2 separate regions of the Homo sapiens genome follow, and region 2 is linked to region 1. The links are chromatin contacts, found by Hi-C or POLR2A ChIA-PET in ENCODE. All regions are on one chromosome and are shown on one strand. Each heading gives the region's core, a stretch centred on a gene start or an enhancer-like site at or near the end of the contact. The rest is flanking DNA. Distances are from core to core; before and after follow the strand shown. Region 1 overlaps PIK3C3 (phosphatidylinositol 3-kinase catalytic subunit type 3). Region 2 overlaps PIK3C3 (phosphatidylinositol 3-kinase catalytic subunit type 3).

The links. Hi-C counts contacts between places; a loop is a spot of excess contacts on that map. ChIA-PET counts read pairs that join two places held with the same protein, here RNA polymerase II (POLR2A). Pooled maps may share reads with other maps.
Region 2: a loop to region 1 is called in a map of esophagus muscularis mucosa, with 4 times the contacts of the local background. The contact joins two enhancer-like sites. A Hi-C loop is called at or near these places in 4 of 168 maps with a recorded cell type or tissue (CD4-positive, alpha-beta T cell, esophagus muscularis mucosa, heart right ventricle and 1 more) and 1 of 50 pooled maps. POLR2A ChIA-PET finds 5 or more read pairs at or near these places in 2 of 52 experiments (MCF 10A and WTC11).

The regions. Positions count from the first base shown.
Region 1 is chr18:41,989,301-41,996,665 of GRCh38, forward strand. It overlaps PIK3C3 (phosphatidylinositol 3-kinase catalytic subunit type 3), which reads left to right. Exons shown (of 25, transcript NM_002647.4): 6 at 1,159-1,254; 7 at 3,970-4,041; 8 at 6,590-6,694; 9 at 7,338-7,365. Among named protein-coding and RNA genes, the nearest start is that of PIK3C3, 38 kb to the left of the region's middle. Within about 2 kb of position 2,996, at least 2 of the 41 ENCODE cell types and tissues checked have a DNase peak (open chromatin) inside an H3K27ac peak, as active enhancers do.
Region 2 is chr18:42,043,950-42,051,314 of GRCh38, forward strand. It overlaps PIK3C3 (phosphatidylinositol 3-kinase catalytic subunit type 3), which reads left to right. Exons shown (of 25, transcript NM_002647.4): 21 at 5,582-5,656. Among named protein-coding and RNA genes, the nearest start is that of PIK3C3, 92 kb to the left of the region's middle. Within about 2 kb of position 4,407, at least 3 of the 41 ENCODE cell types and tissues checked have a DNase peak (open chromatin) inside an H3K27ac peak, as active enhancers do.

The sequences.
Region 1 (7,365 bases), core at 1,746-4,245:
CTTCAAGCAGTCCTCCCACCTCCCAACGTGCTAGGATTACAAGTGTGAGCCACCATGCCTGGTGATTTTATGTTTTAGATGTAAAGCCATTTATAAAGGTGTTTTGGGTCAAGGCTAATCACCCGCTTAGACTTCATTGTATTTTCACTTTATCATCACCTTAGTATAGTCATGTGCCTCATCATATCATTTCAGTCAACTGCAGATCACATGTACAATGATGGTTCCGTAAGATTATAGTACTTTATTTTTACTGTACTTTTTCTCTTTTAGGTATGTTTAGATACACAGATACCTAACTATTGTGTTACAGTTGCCCACAGTATTCAGTACAGTAACCTGAAGTAACAAGTTTGTAGCCTAGGGGTAATATGCTACACCATATAACCTCGGTGTGCTATAGGCTATACCATCTAGATTTGTGTGTTTACATTTCATGATGTTTACACGACTAAATTGCTTAATGATGCATTTCTCAGAATGTACACCTGTCGTTAAGTGACATGTGACCATGTTTGCTTTTTTATTTTAAAGGGGACACAATTATATAAATAACTTTTTTTTATGTTGGAACAAGAAGTAATTATTCCGCAGTATATTTAAAGTGTGGATAAAAATTTACAAATGACAAATCATTTTAAGACCATTTATAAATTGCGAAAAACTTGTAAAGGCTATACTTGGTAAACTCAAATGGCCTCTGTTCTTAGGTTGCACACTTTTCTTCCTTTTGATTTTTGTTACACATATTGATTTCTATGGTTTAGTCATATAAGTTAAGGGTGAACTTAGCTTAAAATTGTTAGAAGGAAAAACCATTCTTTTTATTTTTGAAATAAAATAGTTCTCATGAACATGTGTGCAAAATACCTTCAAGATTATAAACCCAAACTACTGAATAAACCAAAAATGTTAAATTTGAGAAAGCAGTTATAAGTGCATAGTAGACACTACTGAATAAACAGTAGTGCTGTCTATAATAAAATAATAGTGCTGTGTAAAACACACTACATGTATATAATAAAATAAAAATGTGTTATGTTTTGACTTGTATTTGATAGATACATGTATTACTGAATTAGGAAAAATGATACATACTGATCCTTTAAGAGAATGTTGAAAATAATCATTTTTCATGAAAATCATTTTTTTTTTCAGAGTGAAAAACGAAGTTCTAATTTCATGTACCTGATGGTTGAATTTCGATGTGTCAAGTGTGATGATAAGGAATATGGTATTGTTTATTATGAAAAGGTATTTCCCTTGGAACTGTTTTTGGTCTCTAAAGTAGAGGGGAGAGGAAACATTAAAAAAATATTGTTGTTCCTGCTGGGATGAATTATTTGGTTGCAGGGTAGCAGCAGACAGCTGTCAGCAGCAGCTGTTTATGTATACAGAAATCAAATCATATAACTACAACAAGATTACAAAAGCCTATCACTCATGTAATGCAGTTCTGGGTTACAGAATTCAATAAGTATGCAAGTGATTAAAAACTTTGTGATTAATTGTTCTGCAAATTGGCAAGTAGGACACTAAGTAATGGCTTCATTTACTAATATTATTTATTTAAAAAATGAAAGGGGGAAATTATATTTCTAAGTGGTAGGCTATTTATTGAAAGTTAAGAGTCTGTTTGTTATTTGAGTGTATGTGTAATGTCTATATGTGGCCCTCACTGAAGTATACTTATGAAATACTTCAGAAATGTCCATTTGTACAATAGATGCAAAATTAAGACAATTTTACCATCAGGCTGGGTAATAACAAATATGCAGTTATAGATTTGCTTTGTTCTGCCCATTATGCTACAGAAAGTAGTTCTGTGTTTATTATGTACCTACTTGAAAGTATCTTCCTTAAATGCTTGTAGAAGGTGCTTCATTTAAGTACTACAGAAATAATTATATATTTAAGTACTACAGAAAATAATTGTATGCAGGCCAGGTGTGGTGGCTCATGCCTGTAATTCCAGCACTGTGGTTGGCTGCGTGGGAAGATTACTTGAGCCCAGGAGTTTGAGACCCGCCTGGGCAACATGGCGAGACTCCATCTTTATTTAAAATAAATATAAAAAAAAATGTATGCATAGTTTGAAACCACATAAAGTATCTTCTATTATTGTGTTAATAGTCAACAAATGTTAAATCAGCATAAATGATGACAGACTTTTGATACATGGCATAGTAGTAGATTAATATTTCTTCTAGCATATGACCAAGCTGATATGCAGTGTATTTGTTCATTAGAAGCAGTCCTTTTAAATTAAATTTACATTTTATTGTTGTTTATTAAAGCTGTCACAAGTGATTTTTAAAATATGTATACTTTTATAAATTACTATTTGAAAGGTTTTCATAATGAAGGTTTGAGTTTTTACAGTTTATTTATGATCTTTTTTCAAGTTACTGTTCATATTTTTGTCTTTAACTCATATCCCTTTCACGTTAGTGAAAGACTAGGAAGTGTTAACTTGTTTCTGCCTTTTATTTTATAAATGGTACTCCTTGGATAGATTATTTAACATTGTTTATTAATTTATTAGAAAAAATACATCAAAACAAGGGAAATGTGAGTGAAACTGTTCTGTCACCAGTGCATTTTAATAAAATCATATTTTACATTTTAAACTATATGTCATTTCATTAAAGGCAGTATTTTCTGCCCATATAGAGTTTGTATTGCAAAAACATGCTAATGGAGATGGTACTTTCAAACACTGGAGATGTGAAGGATCCTTTGAAAGACAGCTTGATAGCAGATGAAATAATAACAGAATAGAAATTAGAAGAATTTCAAGTATTTTTGAAAAGGTTCTTGACCCCTTTCTACCACTTCCTGAAAATTGCTCATAAATTAATGCCTGTCTACCCACCCTGTCATATTTCCACTTAGTGTAAAGATTGCTGGGCCAGTGTATTGAATCTAATGGAAATAGACTTTCTTGTCACCTGTCTTGTGACAGATAGCCTTAGTGAAGATTACTTGTCACAGCTAGGCTGATAAATGTGTTTTCTGGTGTTGTGACTGAGAACAAGCCTGTTAAACAACGGCTGTGGGAATTTGTGGTTTTCTGTAAGACTCAATTACTGAACTGAAGTAAAGTTACAGTGCTTCCCCGCTTTCAGTCTCTCTTGAGTTTGTTGCCCATATTTAAAATTGAAAACATACTAGCATTTGGAAATTGACAGAAAAGCTTGATGCTAAATATACAGTCATGAGAAAGTGAATTTTGACCTTAATTAGTTTAGCCTTTTTCCAGTATATTTGGCAGTGACATTTTTATGTTGAATTACCTTTCTCACATTGGAGAAAAATAAAAGCCAACATTCTTCAAAGGTGATAATACCAACAAAATAGGATGGCTTTATTTCTGAAAAACTGATTGATTGATTTTATTATTCAAGTTTAGATTATGTTGAGCAGGTGTCCCTTTGAGAAACAACGTTGTTGATTCTCTAGCTGTGTGTAAATTTGAGTAATATTAACCCTACACTTAAAATTCTGCTTCTTTGAATGGATCTCCATTATGATACCTTGAAAAATTACCAACATCCACTTAGTTTTTGCAAATGATGCAACACATCCATTGTGCCACATTTTACATATAGTCTGTGGTTTCTTGTTCTGAGTTTGAAAATTAGCACGTTTTTAAAAATCCACTGTCATTATATGAACGAAGTTTAAAAAAAAGGAACAACTCGAAACAATCTAATTTCCAGACCTCATACCTCTAAAACTTTAGTAAGAATTTTGTTAGAGTTTTTCTCAAAACAATTTCATAATCAACCAAGGAGAGGTACAAAGTGGACATGCATTTTATAATATTGTTAGAAGAAGATAAGGATTTCTTTAAAGGGAAGAATGATGTTCATCAAATAGAATTAAAATACATTGATGTGTACATCATATACTGCTTCCTATTGTATTAAATTTCTTTTTTTAAAAAATTATTGCTCTGTAATCTAGGACGGTGATGAATCATCTCCAATTTTAACAAGTTTTGAATTAGTGAAAGTTCCTGACCCCCAGATGTCTATGGTAAGTTATTGTGCAATTTTTTTATGAAAGTACTTTTCTTCAGAGTAATTGTGAGTTAGCCACATCATGTACTTTCTTTAAACAAAGTAATATATAACTGCCTCCGTTACCTAAAAGTGATTCATAAATTCACTTTAGCATCTAGGCACTGTTTCTGATGGAATTTTATGAGGAATATTAACATCTTAAAACTAAGGTAAGGGTAGAGTAGGGTTGGGCATCCACTTTGTTTGAATTGCTGAAAGAGCTAGGCAGTATACTCTTTTTTTTTTTCTTCAGGTTGGGGGTATATAATCTTGAAGTGAAGACTTGGCAGAACTGGTATTTGAAAGATTGCCATCATACAGAAGGAGAATTTGCCTGTTACAGGAGGATTCTATAACCAGGATGAATGCGTGAAAGTTTTAGGGAGACCAATTTGTTGGAAAATAGGGAAGATTGCTGTAGCCCTAGAACTGTTCAATTTGGAACGTGGTAACTTGGATGATGGTGGGATACCTTCTTATTAACGAATTTTTGAGATGATAGCTTTCAGGGATATGAGGATAAGAATTCATACAATGCAAAAGAGGTTTAATTAGATGACTTTAGAATTACAAACTTGTAGGCACAAAATCCTTTTAGCAGCACGATAGTTACCATGATTTTTGCAGTTACAGCTCATTTACATCATTCCAACTCTTTTTGTTCTAATTTTATACATTTCTAATTAGATTAGTTACCTTCCTCATCAGACCAAAGTGGATTAAAATTGGGACATTGGATGATGAAAACATGATGATTGAGATAAGTACAGGTCATGAAAGCAGGAACGGCTGATGGCCTAATATCAAAGGAAGAGATGGGCAGCAGGGAAAGTAGAGTATAAAAAGTTAAAAAGAAAAGGCCACTTGCGGATCTGGTAGGAACATTCTAAAGACCTTGATAGTTCCTATGCATAGTATAGTAGAATCCAGTTAATCCCAAATTGGCACTGAATTTTCAGTATAAAATCAAATTATATTTTACACTTTTGATATTCAGAGCACACACTAAGTATGAAGAAATTCAGTTCAGCCTGCAGTTATAGTTATTTGTTAAATGCAGAAACACATTTTAAATGTAAACTTTGGGTGGGACTGAGATGATATACAGCTGTATCTGACAATAAAACAGACTATAATTACAATAATGTGGTAGTGACACACATGTGTAAACCAATATACTGGTTGAACAGAATTAAAAGCCCAGAAATACATCCAAGTATGCATGGAAATCTAGTATATGATATAGGTGGCATTTCTTCACTAAGTCATAATACTGAGGAATGGAATTAATTTGGAAAAAAATAATAAAATTATATCCATAACTCATGCCATACATAGGAATAAACTCCAAATGGATCTGTAATCTAAATGTTAGGAAATGAAACTAGGCCAAACATGGTGGCTCATGCTTGTAATCTTAACACTTTTGAGAGGCCAAGGCAGGAGGATCACTTGAGCCCATGAATTCTAGACCAGTCAGGGAAACTGAGGGAGACCCCATCTCTACAAAAAAATAAAATAAATTAGCCAGGTAGTGGCACGTACCTGTAGTCCCAGCTACTTGGGAGGTTGAGGTAGGAGGATTGCTTGAACTCAGGAGGTCAAGGCTGCAGTGAGCTATATTCATGCCAGTGTGCTCCAGTTTGGTCAACAGAGCAAGATCCTGTCTCAAAAAAAGAAACCACACTAGTATTTTACTGTCAGTGTAGGGAAAGACTTTTTAACTGTGACTCAGAATCCAGAGGCAATAAAATAAATGATTGATAAATTTAACTACATTTTAAAAATTACATGGCTGAAGAGACCAACAAAGCCAAAAGACAGTTAACAAACTGGGAGAAAATACTTAACTACATACATTACAGATATATTAAGGCTGATACATAAAGAACTCTTAAAAATGAAGGACAAAGGACCATAAAGCCATTAAAAAAATTAGGAATATGACATAGACAATTCACACATGCAATAAAAAATAAATAATATAAATTTATATCTTGTTTTAGGCAATGACAGTATGGTTAAAACTAATAATTTTGTCCATGGGTAAAATAGCACCAGATGTGTATATTCAAGCGTTGTGATTATTGTCCTTGCCCTCAGTAACTGATAGCTTAAATAACTGCTAAGATGATAATACAGTGACATCACAAGGTCATTAGTAGCTGACAGGAGGAAGGAATGCTTTAGTCTATGTTGTCAGGGAAGATTTTACAGTGATGGTGATATTTGATTGGTTAGAGGATATGGAAACCTTGAATATGTGGAGAGTGAAGGGACGATGTTTTAAGAAGCTGTAATGACGTGTGTATTATGGGACTAGTGGAGTTTAAGGCATACTTAGTTTCCCAGTCTTGAGAAGGATACATATTTTTAAGATATGTAGAAGACTGCTAAAGTTGTATCAGAACAAAACATTAGATATTATTAAATGCTCCTAAGTACCTTTTCTATTTATGAATAGCTTTTGAAATTTCCTTTTGGTGAAGTTTACATTGTCAATATTTTAAAATAATTTGTAGGAGAATTTAGTTGAGAGCAAACACCACAAGCTTGCCCGGAGTTTAAGAAGTGGACCTTCTGACCACGATCTGAAACCCAATGCTGCCACGAGAGATCAGTTAAATGTAAGAGAATTATGAAATATTAATTTAAAAATAGTTAAATGGGTGTTCTGGTTGAAACTGATAGCTATCACCTCACTTAAAAATTATTTAGATGCACATTTTCTCCAGGTTGATGAATCCTACATCATGTTCATAATTTCACAGATCAGCAGTTCTGTTATCATTTGGGGCTTTCCATAAATGTGTTATCTCTGGAGACAGAACTGCATATACTGTATACTTTCATGTCAGTAGTATTCTTAGAAGCTGGCCCTAAGACATTGCCTGAGAGGACTTAGTGTGTACACATGCCTTGTTGTATGCATTGACTTTAAAAGAGTTTATTGTGTGCACATTTTTCCTTTTTCTGGTAGAAGACGTTGTTATTTTGCTAGGTTTTGTTTCTGGTTGAATTAAATGAACTCTCCAGTTAAATATTTTCCTATGGAATATGACTTTATCTTCTTTTCTTCTCCTTTAAACTGCATTTTGGACACATAATTATAACAAATTTAAGGCCTACTTGACTGAGTTTACATTTTCCTTGCTTGTGTAATAATTGTAGTATAGAATTATTTAAATAAATGAAAAATATTAAGTGAAATGGAAATATATAGGACATGTATTGTTGACAAAATTAGTTCTTTTTCTTTTTTTGTTTTAGATTATTGTGAGTTATCCACCAACCAAGC
Region 2 (7,365 bases), core at 3,157-5,656, 56 kb after region 1:
TGATTAAAGTAGTCATTGATGCTTTGACATAATAGTATTAACAAGGTGTAAATTCTATTTAGTCTTTCATGGATATATCTTTGTAATCACTGAACTATTTTATAATCACAGTTTATCTCTTCCTGGAAGCTGTTAATTTTCCATTAGATTTTCTCTATTTTTGAATAACAGAAACTAAGTAGACCATGGGAAAAGTTTCAATCAGAAATGATTGTGCTTTAGATAAAGTTTAAGAGCTAAGATAATGGTGCTTCATTAAGAGGGTGCCCTTGTGGTATTTTAGAGTCAGTCCTTATGGTCCATTCCTAGAAATAAGAAAGCAGTAGTAGTATTTCCTAGAAATAAATAGTAAGTGACATAGGGATTAATTTTTATTCTTCAGGCATTTATGTCTAACTTCACGAAGGTTATATTCTACAGGATTTTTTTTTTCATTTTCTTTATTTTTTTCTTTTCTTTTCTTTTCCTTTTTTCCTGGAGACAGGATCACACTCTGTCACCCGGGCTGGCTGAAGTGCAGTGGCGCAATCACAGCTTACTGCGGCCTGGACCTCCCAGGCTCAGGTGATTCTTCCACCTCAGCCCGCCGAGTACCTGGGACTGTAGGAGGTGTGCACCACCACACTTGGATGATTTTTTTGTATTTTTTGTAGAAACAGGGTTATGGCATGTTTCCCAGGCTGGTCTCAAACTCCTGGGCTCAAACGATCACCACCTGCTTTGGCCTCCCAAAGTGCAAAGATTGAAGGCATGAGCCACCATCCCCAGCATGTTTATTTTTTTATTTTGATTTTTTTTATAACTAGATTGTTTATGGGAGGATTGGTAAAGGAGTTGACACTAGAGTTGAGCCCTGAATGACAGGATGTATGATGTGTTATAACTATTTTATATAAGCGCTATATTTGTTTATGTCCCTATTTATGCCTATGCTTAAGCTGGGAGAGCAAGAAGAGGGCTTTCTAGTTAGTTGTTAAGACTATATTTAAACTTGCATATTATTTTCTGGTTTAGAAGTTGCTTTCTTATACATAATATTTTTGTGTTTTTCACAACACCCCTGTGAAGTCACCTTCCAAATTATTTTGGACCTTATTTTCAAATTTATTCGTGATGATACATTTTTGTCTGAAAAGCAGAAAGAAAATGAACTTTGAGAATATGGAAATAAAATTGTGTTTTATAAATTAGAGTCCTTTATAGTTTTAATTCTTGTTTTTACTATAGGAATATAAACATATATTACATGTAACTGAATTTGTTTGTAAACGTGATTACATGCAGTATTTAAAGACTTAAAAACACTGAAGATTTTGAGAGAAAATGTTTACCCTTGTCCTCTTACTCTGTGTTTCTCTCTCTTCCCTTGCTCCTTTCTTGTTTCTCTTCTTTATTTTGCCCCATTTCTCTTCTGTTTTTCTCAGACCTTCAAGTCTATGTTTTCTGTGATCTGAAAAAAAATTGCATATCATCTAAAGGCTCAACTAGGCTGAACATCCAAGATGGATCACTCACATTATTGGCAGATTATACTGTCTTAGCTAGGCTTATTGTGAATCACCTACACATGACCTGTCCCTGGCTTGGGCCTCTTAGAGCTGGGTTCCAAGAGCAAATATTCAGACAGACAGGAAATGGAAAATACTAGTTTCTGAAGGCCAGGGCTGGGAAGCTGGTACTATATCAGCTTATAGTATAACTATATTTTGTTATATTCTGTTGTTCAGAGCAGTCCTAGAGCCTTCCTGGATTTGAGGGGACGGAATATATATAGATCCAAGCTCTGGATGAAAAGGGTGTCACAGAATTTGTGGCCATTTCCATTAGTACGTTATTACATGAGGTGTTTTATATACCCCCAAATAATTATCTTTTACCTTTTTACTATAGCATAGTTATTGTAAACCTTTTAAAGTCATAAATCTGTTTAATAAAGAAATACTTTTTCCACACAAAATACATACACACACGCTTGCCCTGTCAGTATTGACTACAATTTGAAAATTCTGCTCATTAGTAAAATTATCAGAATGGTATGTTACAGGTACATGCTTAATGTCGTACCATTGTGTCTTTTGTATAGTGGTCCATTTTCCCCCCAAGAGCTACTGAAAATATGACTGGCTTTTTCATGGGGAAAGAATAGCAATTTAAATTATCTTACCTATTGGACAGTTAAATTCACATTATATCTTATCTCTCCCCTTTTTTCCAACATTTCACATGTATTCATTCCTCTGTAAGTGATTTAATGGTAGGCCTTCTCTTCATCTAGAAGAGCCTTCTGTTTTCTGTATGGCTTCCTGTATGACAAAATAATCTGTTTTTGTGTAACTTTCATTTTAGAAAATAATGTTTTAATGTTTTTGCAGGGTGTAAGAAAAAAATTGATAATAGTTTTGGTGACATCTTTTCCAGATTATCTAAAGTCTCAAGTGTATATCATGCAGCTAAATGTGGGAATACTGTTTATTCTCACATACACACATATCTTTACTAAGTAAAGGGAAATAGGATCAGTGGTCTATTTGTCTTTATATTTTTCTTTAAGTCAAAGTTTTTTTATAAAAACAATTTCAAGATGTTTTGTATCTCACATGGAATAAAAAAACTAACAACATTGTTTTGACAAGATTTTCTTGGACAGAAATAGTGTTTCCATTGTTGTATAGTTAAAGAATAACATCAATTTCCCTAAAAATTTTCTAGCAAATTTATTTCAGGTCATCTTAAATCATTCTGAGTATTAGTTATCTCCTCAACGTTTCTGAGGATCATCCCATTCTTACCTCAAATGTTTTGTTGTTATTTTTCAGGATGTAGCCTTGTTTAAAGTGCCCTACTGAGTATTGACACTTTAAACTATTGAAGCACTCTAAATTTTCATCTTTACTATTAAATATGGCCATATGTTGATACATATATTTCACTTGACTAAACATGTTTATCAGAATGACCATCCAACGTATTTATGACCATAATCCACTGAGCCAGGGCAAAAGACCCTTACTTATTTTTGCATTTCCATATAACAATGAAATGCACTCTCAAATTTGATGATGAGTAGTTTATAGAAATATTTTGCTTTATCGTTAGGATTAAGCATAATTCATGTATATCCAGTTACATGAAAATTTTAGGTCAGAATTAACTGTTGCAACACAGGTGAATCAGTATTCTATAGAGATAGCTAAACTTGAAACAAAGTAAATAGTGACAAAAACTAACTGTAATTTATAATTTAAAAATGGGAATAGTAAGTAGGTCTGGATTGAACAACTCAGCTGCACTGATGTACAGTGATGTTATTTTTCAAAATTGTAGGAATTTCGCTTGTCTTCATATGCACATTATCGGTAGTTTAGTACCCTTGAGTGGCAGGTAGATTTCTACGAATCACATGTTAGAGAACCTAAGTGTACTAAGTTCTCATATGTTCTCAGGGTATTGTACTTAGTTTCTCTTTAGGAATATCAAATTTAATATCCCTCAGTAAGTCACTTAGTTATTTTTCAATGGGGAGTCTGTAGTCATTTTTGAAATTGCATGTATTGTGGCAGTTTTAGAGCAGTGCTACTTAAAGTGTGATCTGTGGACCCACAGTATTGACTTTACCTGGGAGCTTGTTTGTATTACAGAATCTTGGGCCTTACCCGACTTCTGTGATCAGAATCTTCATTCTAACAGGATTTTCAGGTGATTCTTATGTTCATCAATACACTAGAGTTTAGAGAAGGCTTCTCAACCTTTGGTGTGCATAGTAATTTTTGAAAGCTTGTTAAAATGGAATTGTGGCTGCTGCCCCTAAAAATTCTGATTCAGTAGGACTGAAGTAAGGCTGAAGAGTTTACATATTTAATAAGCTTTCAAGTGATAGTGATACTGCCAGTCTGTGGGATCACATTTTGTGTAGCAATGCTCTAGATCAAGGGTGAGTAAGACTTTTCTCTAAAGCTTTGCAGATAGTAAATATTTTAGGCTTTTCAAGTCAGATGATCTGTGTAACCATTCAACCCTGCCATTGTAATGCTTAAACCAGTGTGTAAATGAATGAGTATGACTGTGTTCAAATAAACTTTACAAAAACTGAGGGGAACCAGATTTGACCATCAGGCTGTAGTTTATTCTCCCTTCATCTAGATACCCTTTAAGTCCTCCTCAGTGGACCACTAAATGTTATCATTGCATTTAGCTGCAGTTAACATAATGTACCTATAGTGATTTAATCATAAGAGTTTATTTTCTCTTTTGTGACAAAACTAGTTATAAGAAATTGCTGTTGTTCTAACTATTTAAGGTGATTAGGACCAGGTGAAGGCTCTGTGTTTCTCTGTGATTCTCTTGCCCTTTTCCTTATGGTCTGCAACTACAGTCATCATGTCGCAATCTAGACAGGAAGGAGAAAAGGCCTAAAGGGCTAACCTCCTAGCTGAGTCAGCCGCTTGCTTAAAACTGCTTTCCTTGCATCTATATTTGCTTACATTTCATTGGACACAAATCCCAGCCCAGTGACTTTGAACAATACTATTAATTCTTGGAGCCTGAAGTTTTTCATTTGAAGGATGGTTATCTACTTAACTGGCATCATTAAACAGGTTAGAAATGATGAATATGATATGCCTAGCTAAGAGCCTAGTCTTCAGTACATTGTAACTGTGATTATTATTAATTAATACTATTTTTCCAATAATTATGCCATTGCTTAAGTTGCTTTTGGACTTCTGGAATGGCCTTCAGAACCTAAGTCAAATGAACTTTATTATTTATTGAATTTGAACAGGGTTATAAGTTCATTAACAGGTGGTCCCATCTTGTTTTTACACATGGGCTGAAATAAACAGGTTTTTGTAAATATTGCTATAGTTTTATATGTTTACAAGTTGTGTTTGTTGTCAGGTTATTAATGGTAGAAATAAACATAGTTAAAAAAACAAACTCCAAAAGGGTGCTATTTGCTAAATTCTGTTTAAGTAGTTTCAATAAATGCTAAATTTCCAGACTTTTTTTAGAATAAAAAGATAACAGAATACAGCTAGAGCCAATGTCTTTGCCTTTAGCCTTGATCATGTAATTTTTCTTAATGCTTTAGAAGATTATTGTGTTAACTTCATAAATGTCTTTACCACTCAAATGAATGCATTTGGTTTTCTATCTGCTTCCATTTCAAGATTATTTTTCCACAGACTTAAAAAACAATTTAACCCTGCATTTACTTATGTTATCTTACAGATAACATGGTTACGAGTTATGGGATAATTGACGGTTGACTTTTAACTGTGTCCAATTTGATATTAGAATTGCTAGGCCCATGTTATAATTTAAGGTCTCCTGAACCTAACTTAAGTTTTGATGCAAGTGACTTTTGTAATTTAACAGAATTCTACAAGATTTTCTCTTTTAAATAGTACTTTGAGTTTCAAGTGACAGACATGAAGATTGCATATTTGAGAATTCAGATGAGAAACCAGAGACATTAGAAAACAAATTGATATTAAAGTTGCACAAACTGCTTTTATATTCAGTAGAATGTATAACCTGGTTTGCATTTGTTTTCACATATTTTTTTTAACTGTTACTGCAGCTGGATATTGCGTGATCACCTATATACTTGGAGTTGGAGACAGGCACCTGGATAACCTTTTGCTAACAAAAACAGGTAACAATTAATGACTACCAGTAGACATACATTGTATATGCCCATGGTTTTTACCCCTGAATCTATGTACTAACAAGATAAGTTGCGGCCTGGCGCGGTGGCTCACGCCCGTAATCCCAGCACTTTGGGAGGCCAAGGCGGGTGGATCACCTGAGGTTGGGAGTTCGAGACCAGCCTGACCAACATGGAGAAACCCCGTCTCTACTAAACACACAAAATTTGCCGGGCGTGGTGGTACATGCCTGTAATCCCAACTACTCAGGAGGCTGAGGCAGGAGAATCGCTTGAACCCGGGAGGCGGAGGTTGCAGTGAGCCGAGATTGCACCATTGCACTGCAGACTAGGCAACAAGATCAAAACGCCATCTTAGAAAAAAAAAAAAAAAAAGATGAGTTGCGTAATTGAAGATAAATCAGAGAGTCTTAAAAATTCCTTTAAATGTTACCTTGGAAGAACATTTAGGGAAAGTCCTTTCCCTTTTAAGAATTGCTTTAGTAGTAATCCTACAGATGGTCATTTTGCCCACACTTCTGTACTGGAAAATGCCTCTTTTTATGGAAAGCCAATAATGGATACAAGTAGCTTAGTCTCTTACTGTATAGCTCTAGTTAGATTGTTAAAATGTCCTTTCTCTTACAAAGTGTGCTTAATTCACTTTAATATCTACCTTTAATTATTTGCTTTTCCCCTTGGAGTTCTATGGGATAATCATTCTCAGTCCCCTTTGTCCTGACAACTCTTTAGCCCTATGTATTTATCTTTATGCAGACAGCTTCCAGACTTACAGCTTTTTACCTCAGTCCATTTCATTAACTTCAAATTGAAATATCGAACTGCTTACTTGAAATTGTCATTATATATGGCCAGTTGTAAAAGGTTGTCCTTTCCTCTACTACCTGCCTAAAACCTGTTTCTCACCTCATTTTTCCATTTCAATAGATAGCAACATCACCTACCCAGTTGTTCAAGCTCTAGACCTCAAAGTCATTCTTAACATGTCTCTTGGCCTCATCTCATATACTGAACCTATTAGCAAATCTTGTCTACTCCTCAACTCCAAAATAGATCATGAAGTTACCCACTGTCTTCATTTTTACTACTTTGACCCCACTTGAAGCAAACAATATATGTTGCCTAAACAATTTGAATGAAACCTGAACCCTTTATTGGGGCCTTGTGGCTTGTCCAGGCAGGCCATTTGTCTGAATGTCAAACCACTCCTGCCTCAGACAAGAGCCTTTGTTGTTTTCTCTTTCTGGAAAGTTATTTATTCAGATCTTTGCAGGGCTGACTTTAGTTATTAAGTTGAAGTTCTAATGGCATCTCTTTAGAGAAGCCCTTTCTAACTCCTTGATCTGTAATAACATATCTGCCCTCTTCCTCCAATGCTCTCTACTTATTACTGTATTGTTTATAGCACTTATCACTAGCTGAAGTTACCTTTTTTGTTTAATTCAACAACTATTTATTGAACAGCTAGTAGATGCTGGGAATACCAAAGTTAACAGAAGAGACAGAAATCCTTGCTCTCCTAGAGCTTGTTGAGTTCTTATCATCATCTTCTCCCCTTCAGGATGCAAGTTCCATGAGAGCAGGAACCTTTGTCCATTGGGGTTACCCCCATGCCTCTGGACCTTGAACACCACCTAGCTAAAGTGTTCAATAAATCAGTGTTGAATTAATGATGAATAAATACTTCTGCTCTTCCA